2 separate regions of the Homo sapiens genome follow, and region 1 is linked to region 2. Evidence: chromatin loops called from intact Hi-C (ENCODE). Cell type or tissue: Caco-2. All regions are shown on one strand. Links, peaks and the distances in the headings refer to the core of each region. The heading gives the core; the rest is flanking DNA.

Region 1 (5,371 bases), core at 274-5,273, 240 kb before region 2:
GGCGTGGTGGCACATGCCTCTAGTCTCAGTTACTTGTGAGGCTGAAGCAGGATGATGGCTTGAGCCCAAGAGTTCAGGAATGCAATGAGTTATGATTGGTCCACTGTACTCCAGTCTGGGCAACCACGTGAGACCCTGTCTCAAAAAAATAAAATAACAACAGGCCAGGCGCCGTGGCTCACGCCTGTAATCCCAGCACTTTGGGAGGCCAAGGCAGGCGGATCACGAGGTCAGGAGATAGAGACCATCCTGGCTAACACGGTGAAACCCCGTCTCTACTAAAAACACACAAAAAAATTAGCTGGGCGTGGTGGCAGGTGCCTATAGTCCTAGCTACTCGGGAGGCTGAGGCAGGAGAATGGCATTAACCCGAGAGGCAGAGCTTGCAGTGAGCCGAGATCGCGCCACTGCACCCCATCCTGGGTGACACAGCGAGACTCTGTCTCAAAAAAACAACAACAACAAAACACCTAGCAAACACAAAGCACTTGCTAGGTGCCAGGCATTGTCATAAGTACTTAAATTAACTCATTTAATCTTCACAACACCCCCAAGGGGTGAGTGCTCTTTTTTTTTTTTTTTTTTTTTTTGGAGACAAGAGTCCTGCTCTTCGCCCAGGCTGGAGTGCAATGGCGTGATCTCGGCTCACTGCAACCTCAGCTTCCCGGGTTCAAGCAATTCTCCTGCCTCAGCCTCCCGAGTAGCTGGGATTACAGGCATGTACCACCACACCCAGCTAATTTTTGTATTTTTAGTAGAGATGGGGTTTCACCATGTTGCCTAGGCTGGTTTCGAACTCCTGGCCTCAAGTGACCCACCCTCCTCAGCCTCCCCAAGTGCTGGGATTACAGGCGTGAGCCACCGCACCTGGCCTGGTGAGTTCTCTTAATAGGCCCCTTATACAGACAGAGAAACTGAGGCACAGAAAGGTAAAGTCATTTGCCCGAAGTCAGGGATCAGCGGAGCCCACAGATCCTGCTCCATTTTACTTATTTTGATAATAACACACAACTGAACCCCAAATGTTTACTGCGGGGAGTCCAGGCCACTTCACAACGAACCCCATCTACTTAGCTTCAGTTTACCCCCTCGATCTGGGGTTACCCGACGCCTGTGCGCCTCCCCCTATCCCCAAGACCATCTGCTTCTCTCCGTGAAACTCGAGGAGCCTCTGCCAGCAGCCGCTCGGCGCCTGCCTGCTCAGAAGCGGCCCCAACACCTGCCACGCTGCGGCTGCCGGACACCTGGTCACAGGGAGCCACGGGGCTGGCGGGTGCGCCCCGTGGCGTGCGGGGTTCTCCGGGGCACCCGTGCACCCACATGTCTGCGTGCCCCAGGGGTTGGGGGGCTCCTGCCTGCAACCCTGGGGACTTGCATGTACTCTGTGGGGGCGCCTTGTTGGGGGAGAGGGGCCACAAAGCAACAGCTCCCTCCAGGAGGCCCCCAGCTGTCACTCCAGCTCTGCAAACATGAGCCCACTGTGCAGATGTGGAAACTGAAGCTCAGGAATGGAAACGTCCTCGGGGACCCCCTAGTTTAGCTCTTCTTCCTGGGAGCTCTGTCCTCTGGCGACCCCCATGCCCCACACTCGCCAGCCTCACTCCCAGCTTTCTGTCCCGCCTTGCACCCCCCTCAACCGCCAGCTCTCCGTCTCTCTTTTCCCTCGACTCACGCCCCTCTTGGGCGGCCTTGTACGCTCCTGGGTCCCGAAACCCCGTCTATATCCGATGACACCCACCGTCCTGACTGTAGCCAGGCCTCCCCCAGCTCCGGATTCGGGGTTCAACTTCCCCTCAGCCGCTCCAGGCACGGGGCTCATGAAGTCTCACCCTCAGCCATACGGGGCACGACCCCAGAACCGCGCCGCCCTAGCTACTGTCACCCCGTCATGGGCCTGAATTTCCTGGGGGAACTCTCCCCCAACCTTCTCTCCTCCAGGCCAGCGCGTCTGGGCTGTTCTTGGCCCCTGAGGCTTCGGTGTAAGTTTTAGGATCCGGTTGTGAGTTCCAAGACAAACAACAGATAAAACAAAAACCCTAATGGGGTTCTCGCTGGAGTGGCACTGAGGCTACCGATCCAATCGGGGTCAACGGATGGTCGATGTCCCCCGACCCGGCCCCACTTCTGCGTCCTCCGTCTCAGCTGATGGCTTAGGACACAACTGGAGCTCATCCTGACTTCCCCGCCACACCCCATTCCACCAGCCTCACAGCCAGCATTAGCCACTCCTGCGGCCTCTGCCTTCGAGTTTACGCAGAACTCTCACCGCTTCCCGTCCATGCCGTGGCCACTCACATCCCCGCCTGCCTGGCCCAGCTCAGCCCAGCCCAGTCCCCTCCGCCCTGATCCCCAGGCTGTCCTTCCCGAAACAGCCACCAGAGGACGCCTCTGAGCACATGAGTCAGGTCCCGTCTCTCCTCTGCCCTTACCCCTCCATGGCTCCCACCTGCCTCGGGGTCAAAGCCGGGGTCTTCCCTGCAGCCCACAAGGCCCTGTACAACCTGCCCCATGCCCTGTCTACCCTCTCCTCCTCCCTCTCTCCCACTCATCACTTGGCTCCAGCCACAAGGGCCTCCTTGCTGTTCCTCCAACAGGCCAGGCATGGTCCTGCCCTAGGGCCTTACCCCAGGCTGTGCCCTCTGCTTTGGGAGTTCCCCCAGATACACACGCAACTCACTTCCTCACTTCAGGTCATCTAAGAGAGGCTCCCCTTGGACCTTCCTGGAACCCAGACGCCTCTGCCCTCCCCACTTTATGCCCTCCTCTCCTCCCCCATCACACGCAGGCCCGTGTGCTGCTGGGAGTGTGGGTCTGGGAACAGCTGTGTGGGCACCACTGTCAGAAATGCAGAATCCCAGGACCAGGCCCGCTCACCCAGGCCTGCACCTGATCAAGATCCTGCAGGGATCCACGTGCATCACAAACTCTGAGAGGTGCAGCTTCATGCGTGGATTCCCCAAATAAAATAATCACCTGGGGCCGGGCACGGTGGCTCACGCCTGTAATCCCAGCACTTTGGGAGGCCAAGGTGGGAGGATCACTTGAGCTCAGGTGTTTGAGACCAGCCTGGACAACATAGAAATACCCCATCTCTACAAAAAATGCAAAAATTAGCTGGGCGTGGTGATGTGTGCCTGTGGTCCCAGCTACTTGGGAGGCTGAGGTGGGAGGATCGCTTGAGCCCAGGAGGTGGAGGCCGCAGTGAGCTGCGATTGCCCCACTGCACTCTGAGTGACACGGCAAGGCCCTGTCTCAAATAAAATAAAATTAAAATAATTGCTTGTTGGGGCCGGGCATGGTGACTCACGCCTGTAATCCCAGCACTTTGGAAGGCTGAGGTGGGTGGATCACCTGGGGTCGGGAGTTCAAGACCAACCTGGCCAACATGATGAAACCCCTTCTCTACTAAAAATAAAAATATTAGCCAGGCGTGGTGGTGCATGCCTGTAATCCCAGGCTACTCGGGAGACTGAGGCAGGAGAATCACTTGAACCCAGGAGGCGGAGGTTGCAGTGAGCAGAGATTGCGCCATTGCCTGGGCAACAGAGTGAGACTCTGTCAAAAAAAAAAAAAAAAAAACCCCAGTGAACCAGGGGCACCATCGACAAGCCATCCTGCCCCGCCCTGCTCAGCCCAATCTCACTGGCTGGTTGGGGAAACTGAGGCCCGGACAGAAAACATCGGCAGCTGAAGAAGTCCCAGAAGAAGAGCTTTGGCTCCAGAACTGCACAGCCCAGGTTCAAACCCCGGCTCTGCCTCAGCTGTTTGACCGCAGACAGTCACTTCCCTTCTCCAGGCTTCAGTTTCCCCATCTCTGTACACTGTGGGTGATTTAAAATTCAACCCTAAAGCACCTCCATGAGGAAGAAAGAATGTAATCTGAACCAATGTGCGGCAGGTGAAATATGTTTTTTTCTACATTTTTTTGTTTCCTGATAGCTGGTCTGTAGCTAAAATTCTTTTTTTTTTTTGAGATGGAGTCTCACTCTTTTTGTCCAGGCTGGAGTGCAGTGGTGCGATCTTGACTCACTGCAACCTCCACCTCCCGGGTTCAAGCGATTCTCCTGCCTCAGCCTCCCAAGTAGCTGGGACTACAGGCACCCGCCACCATGACTGGCTAAATTTTTTCGTCTTTTTAATAGAGAGAAAGTTTCACCATGTTTGGCCAGTCTGGTCTTGAACTTCTGACCTCAGGTGATCCGCCTGCCTCAGCCTCCCAAAGTGTTGGGATGACAGGCGTGAGCCACCGTGCCTGGCCCTTTTTTTTTTTTTTTCTTTTTTGCCTGAGCAGGGAAGTTTTACTTTCAATCTACCTTGAATCCTTCTTACTTCCAGAAGCTGGCTTGGTCCCTGGCTCTGTCCCAGGGGTAATTCCTAGCCTGGGTATTGAGCTGTCCTTCAAGGGCAATGCCCACTCTCCTCTCTGACCCCGGCACCACCAACAAGCCATCCCTTTACTGCATATCCCAAGCTCAGCTCTGACCCTGCCACTCCCCTGCTCAAAGGCCTACCATGGCTCCCCAGTGCCCCACAGAAGAAGAACCAATTTTGTTTGTTTGTTTGTTTTGAGATGGAGTCTCACTCTGTCGCCCAGGCTGGAGTGCAGTGGCACGATCTTGGCTCACTGCAAGCTCCGCCTTCTGGGTTCACGCCAATCTCCTGCCTCAGCCTCCCGAGTAGCTGGGACTACAGGCGCCCGCCATCGCGCCCAGCTAATTTTTTGTATTTTTAGTAGAGACGGGGTTTCACCATGGTCTCGATCTCCTGACCTCGTGATCCGCCTGCCTCGGCCTCCCAAAGTGCTGGGATTACAGGCCTGAGCCACCGCGCCCGGCCTAGAACCAATTTTTTTTATACCTCAGTGTTCAAGGACACCTCCCACCCTGGGAATAACTTGAAGCTTCTTCTTGCCCTCACCTACTATCAGGCATTTCCAGCCCCTCCCTGCAGACCTTGGCTCAGGCTGTCCCCTCTGCTGGGGAACCTTTTTAGCCTCCTCAAGGTCCAGCTGCCCTCCCAACCAGCCAGACATAGTAACCTCACGCTCTGTCCTCCAAGCCCTACAGCTGACTCCTGCTTACCAGTCAAGGCCATGCATGCGTGTCCCCGACTCCAGGAAGCCTTCTCTGACTGCCCTGGCTGGGCCTCAGTTTCCCTGGGTTCCCCCAGCCACAACTACCCTGCCCTCATCTTCGCTCAACCGCCAACTTGGAAGCAACTGCATCCAGCTCTGGCGCCCTGTACCCCAAATTGGAAGTCACTTACTTACTCATTGGATTAATAATTATTTGGCACCAGCTGTATACCAGACACATGTGTTCAGGCATGGGGACACAGCTGTGACCGAGACAGCTACAAAGCCCTACCCTTA
Region 2 (5,371 bases), core at 188-5,187:
TTTTTTTTTTTGAGACGGAGTCTCACTGTCGCCCAGGCTGGAGTGCAGTGGTGCGATCTCCGCTCACTGCAAGCTCCGCCTCCCAGGTTCACGCCATTCTCCTGCCTCAGCCTCCCGAGTAGCTGGGACTACAGGCGCCCGCCACCACGCCCGGCTAATTTTTGTATTTTTAGTAGAGACGGGGTTTCATCATGTTAGCCAGGATGGTCTCGAGCTCCTGACCTCATGATCCGCCCGCCTCAGCCTCCCAAAGTGCTGGGATTACAGGCGTGAGCCACTGCGCCTGGTCAGCATTTACATTTTTAATGGCTTTTACATTTTTTAATGTAGATATAATTTGCAAAACATAAAATTCACCATTTTAACATGGATAATTCAGGGGCTTTTAGTACATTTACAAGGCTGTACAACCATCACCAAGATCTAATTCCCAAAAAATAAAGGTTGATTTTCAAAGCCTATTTAAAGAAAAATATTAACTGGCTCAAGCAATAGAAAATATATTAAAGAGCCAGCCACAATGGCATGTGCCTATAATCCCAGCCACTTAGGAAGGTGAGATGAGATCATCACTGAAGGCCCAGAGTTCAAGACTAGCCAACATAGCAAGACCCCATCTCTTAAAAGAAAAAAGAAAAGAAAATACATTGATTTTGGCCAGGTGTGGTGGCTCACGCCTGTAATCCCAGCACTTTGGGAGGCCGAGGCGGGAGAATCACTTCAGGTCAGGAGTTCAAGACCAGCCTGGCCAACATGGGCGAAACCCCGTCTCTACTAAAAATACAAAATTAGCTGGGTGTGGTGGTGCATGCCTGTCATCCCAGCTACTCGGGAGGCTGAGGCACGAGAATCGCTTGAACCCAGGAAGCAGTGGTTGCAGTGAGCCAAGATCGTGCCATTGCACTCCAGCCTGGGCGACAGAGTAACACTTTGTCTCAAAATAAATAAATAAATAATAAAAAATAAAAATAGAGACAGGGGTCTCACTGTGTTGGCCAGGCTGGTCCCAAACTCCTGGGCTTAAGCGATCCACCTCAGCCTCCCGAAATATGGGGATTACAGGAAAGAGCCACTGCGCCCAGACACTCCTTTTCCTGGGAAGATAAAAAGTTTTGCAGCTTCCCTTGGAAACTGGAAACCGTGGCAGCCTCCCAGGGCTATAATAAGGCCACAGCCAGTGAACAGGTTAAAAATAAAAGATCCCCGCCCAGGGGCACTTGGGGATGGCATTTGTGAGCCCAGGCAAACCCCAGGGCTGCAGCGAGACACTCTTGGGGGAGGGGACTGGAGAAGAGCCTGCTGTGTGGCCTCAGGCTGGCATCTGCCCCCTCTGGGCTCCAATTGGGCTGGAAACAACATTAGACAGTGATTTCCAAAGATCCCACACCTGCGCACCCCTGACGATTAACTCTGGCTTTAATTTGTCTCTGAGGGGCCTTTCTGGCTCATCCTAGTCCCGGCCTTGCAGTCTCATTGTGTGACTTTGCAAAGCGACACTACCTCTCTGTGCCTCAGTTTCTCCATCTGCACAATGGGGCAAAGAAAGCCCTGGTGACCTGCCGATGGGGATAGGTATTTGGCTGTCATTATTGTTGCAATGTATTATTTATCTATTTATTTATTTTTATTTTTATTTTTATTTTTTGAGACGGAGTCTCGCTCTGTTGCCCAGGCTGGAGTGCAGTGGCGCGATCTCAGCTCACTGCAACCTCTGCCTCCTGGGTTCAAGTCATTCTCCTGCCTCAGCCTCCCGAGTAACTGGGACTACAGGCACCCGCCACCACACCTGGCTGATTTTTTGTGTTTTTAGTAGAGACGGGTTTTCACCGTGTTAGTCAGGGTGGTCTGGATCTCCTGACCTCATGATCCGCCCGCCTCGGCCTCCCAAAGTGCTGGAATTACAGGCGTGAGCCACCATGTCCGGCCTATTTATTTATTTTTGAGGTGGAGTCTTGCTCTGTCACCCAGGCTGGAGTGCAGTGGTGACATCTCGGCTCACTGCAATCTCCACCTCCCGGGTTCAAGTGATTCTCCTGCCTCAGCCTCCCGAATAGCTGGGACTACAGGTGCCTGCCACCACGCCTGGCTAATTTTTGTATTTTTAGTTGAGATGGGGTTTCACCATGTTGGCCAGGCTGGTCTTGAACTCCTGACCTCAGGTGATCCACCCACCTCGACCTCCCAAACTGCTGGGATTACAGGCGTGAGCCACCGCACCAGGCCTATTATTGCAATTTACAGAGGGACGAGGGGGCTGTTGGCATGGCTGGGGACTGGGCACTTTTCAGGGAGCCCCCTTTGGGCTCTCTCTTTGGAGCAGGCCCGGGAAAGAGGGACCGTCCCCTCCTCAGCCGGGGTCGGGAGAGGCTGGAACCGCTGTCCGATGGTGCCCTCTGGTGACACTGTTGGCTCATTGCGGCACCTTCTGGGTCCCCACAGATAGTTCATGCGCCCCCTGCCTCCAGGCTTGGGGGACACAAGGCCTGCACCACGGTGGGCCACACTGGCTCCCCTCGGTCCCTCGGAGGGTCCACGCTCCCTCCTACCCCTCAGGGTTGTTACCTGTGCCATGCCCTCCACCTGGAGTGCCCTTTCCTTCCTGGGGGCTGCAGAGAGCTCTGAGCACTACTGGTGGGTTCAGGTCCCTGTCCCCGGGTCCCCACCCCCTATTACTTCTGCATCCCCATCACACCCAGGGCAAGCCCACACGAGACCACCCATTCCTGTGTCTGCCTCCCCTTGGAGCTGTGAGCCCTATGAGGGCAGCAACGGGATCCGTCCCAGAAAACAGCGTTCACTCGATCTGAAGCCATCCCAGGCATACAGTAGATGCTCAATACACACTGCTCAACGAGGGAATGAACGGATAATGGGGGGAATGAACAAAATACACCGGCTAGCAGGAAGCGAACGTGGAATCGAGAAACGGAAAAACTGACTTGAGGCCAGGCGCAGAGGCTCATGCCTGCAGTCCCAACACTGGAAGGCCAAGGCGGGAGGATTGCTTGAGCCCAGGAGTTCGAGACCAGCCTGGGCAACATGGTGAAACTCCATCTCTACAAAAAATGTAGGGCCGGGCACAGTGGCTCACGCCTGTATTCCCAGCACTTTGGGAAGATGAGGCAGGTGAATCATTTGAGGTCAGGAGTTCGAGACCAGCCTAGCCAACATGGTGAAATACCGTCTCTACTGAAAATACAAAAAAATTAGCTGCGTGTGGTGGCACATGCCTGTAATCCCAGTTACTCAGGAGGCTGAGATGGGAGGATTGCTTGAGCCTGGGAGGTCCAGGCCGCAGTGAGCTGTGATCGCACCACTGCACTTCAGCCTGAGCAACAGTGAGACCCTGTCTCAAAAAAAAAAAAAAAGCAGCTGGGCATGGTGGTGCATGTTTGTAATCCCAGCACTTTGCGAGCCTGAGGCTGAGCTGGACAGATTACTTGAACCCAGGAGTTTGAAACCAGCCTGGGCAACACAGCAAAACCCCATCTTTACAAAAATTACCTGGGTGTGATGGTGTGCACCTGTGGTCCCAGCTACGCAGGAGGCTGAGGTGGGAGGATTGCTTGGCCTGGAAGTGTTGAGGCTGCAGTGAGCTGTGATCAGACCACTGCATTCCAGCCTGGGTGACAGAGTGGGACCTTGTTTCAAAAATAAATAAATAAATAAATTAATTAATTAATTAATTAATTTTTAAAAAGACTTGGGCATCCACCGGGTGTGGTGGCTCACACCTGTCATCCCAGCACTTTGGGAGGCCGAGGCGGGTAGATCATTTGAGGTCAGGAGCTCGAGACCAGCCTGACCAACACAGTGAAACACTGTCTCTACTAAAAATACAAAATTAGCTGGGCATGGTGGCGTGTGCCTGTAATCCCAGCTACTTGGGAGGCTGAGGCAGGAGAATCACTTGAACCCGGGAGGCAGAGGTTGCAGTGAGCCGAGATAGCACCACTACACTCCAGCCTGGGCAACAAGAGTGAAACTCCATCTCAAAAAAAAAAAAAAAAAAAAAAGACTTGGGGATCAATTCAAATTCAAACATTTATTGAGCATCTGCTATAGACCATACCTTGGGATCCCACAATAAAGCCCACGGACAGGCAGACCATAGACATGTGGGCCATGAATAAGTTGATTGTATTTGTCTCAAACTCCAAAGTGCTGTGGAAAGATGAAGCCTATTCAGGGGATCTGGTGGGTTCTGTTTTGAATGAATTATATTATATTATATTATATTATATTATATTATATTATATTAATTTTTATTTTTTTGAGACAGGGTCTTGCTCTGTCACCCAGGCTGGAATGCGGTGGTATGATCTCGGCTCACTGCAACCTCTGCCTCCCAGGTTCAAGCAATCCTCCTGCCTCAGCCTCCTGAGTAGCTGGGATTACAGGCGTGAGCCACAGTGCCCGGCCAATTTTATTTAATTTTTTAATTTTTTTTTTTTACAGGTACCACCAGGCCCAGCTAATTTTTTGTATTTTTGTTAGAGATGGAGTTTCACCATGTTGGCCAGGTTGGTCTTGAACTCCTGACCTCAAGGCATCCCCCTGCCTCGGTTTCCCAAAGTGCTGGGATGACAGACGTGAGCCACCATGTCCAGCCTTGAATGAATTTTAAATGAGGAGCACGCATGGAGAGGGTGAGGCCTTTGATACCACAGGGAATCAAGAGACAGCATCCCGCTCTGTCGCCCAGGCTGGAGTGCAGTGGCGTGATTGATCATAGCTCACTGCAGCCTCGAACTCCTGGGCTCAAACGACCCTCCCACCTCAGCCTCTGGAGCAGCTGGGACAACAGGTGCCCACCACCAGCTCAGCCAGACGGTGATGTTTGAGCAAAGATCTGAAGCAAGTGATGAGGGAGCCATGTAGGTACCTGGGGGAAGGGCATTCCAGGCTGAAGTCACAGCCTGTGCAAAGGCCCTGAGGCAGGACCGCACCCAACATGTTATAGGAACAACGGGAAGGCTCACATGGCTGGAGCAGAGTGACAAAGGCCAGAGGTCAAGGCAGATGTAAAACTGACCCTGGATTTAACAACACAAGATCACCAAGGACCTTGAGCAGAGCAGTTTCTTTTTATTCTTTTTATTTTATATTTTATTGTATTTTTTTGAGACAGAATCTCGCTCTGTCGCCCAGGCTGCAGTGTAATGGTGAGATCTCGGCTCACTCCAACCTCTGCCTCCCAGGTTCAAGCGATTCTTCTGCCTCAGCCTCCTTAGTAGCTGGGATTACAGGAGTGAGCCACAGTGCCCGGCCAATTTTATTTTATTATTTATTTATTTATTTATTTATTTTCAGACAGAGTCTTGTTCTGCCGCCCAGGCTGGAGTGCAGTGGTGAGATCTCGGCTCACTGC

The links. Peaks named below come from ENCODE experiments on the same cell type or tissue, not always from the same donor. Only the 100,000 strongest peaks of a DNase experiment are listed, where the experiment ranks them.
Region 1: it touches region 2 in a loop (10-fold over the local background); 14 of 110 quality-filtered maps call a loop at or near these places.

Annotation. Positions count from the first base shown.
Region 1 is chr19:4,565,356-4,570,726 of GRCh38, forward strand. No RefSeq gene overlaps it. Among named protein-coding and RNA genes, the nearest start is that of SEMA6B, 8.4 kb to the left of the region's middle. RefSeq lists enhancers at 2,202-2,702, 2,222-2,516 and a silencer at 2,222-2,516. In Caco-2, for the core only: a CTCF peak has its summit at 2,382 (motif pointing right); a DNase peak (open chromatin) is centred at 2,366.
Region 2 is chr19:4,801,668-4,807,038 of GRCh38, forward strand. No RefSeq gene overlaps it. Among named protein-coding and RNA genes, the nearest start is that of FEM1A, 13 kb to the left of the region's middle. RefSeq lists a silencer at 2,667-2,828. In Caco-2, for the core only: a CTCF peak has its summit at 2,430 (motif pointing left); a DNase peak (open chromatin) is centred at 2,404.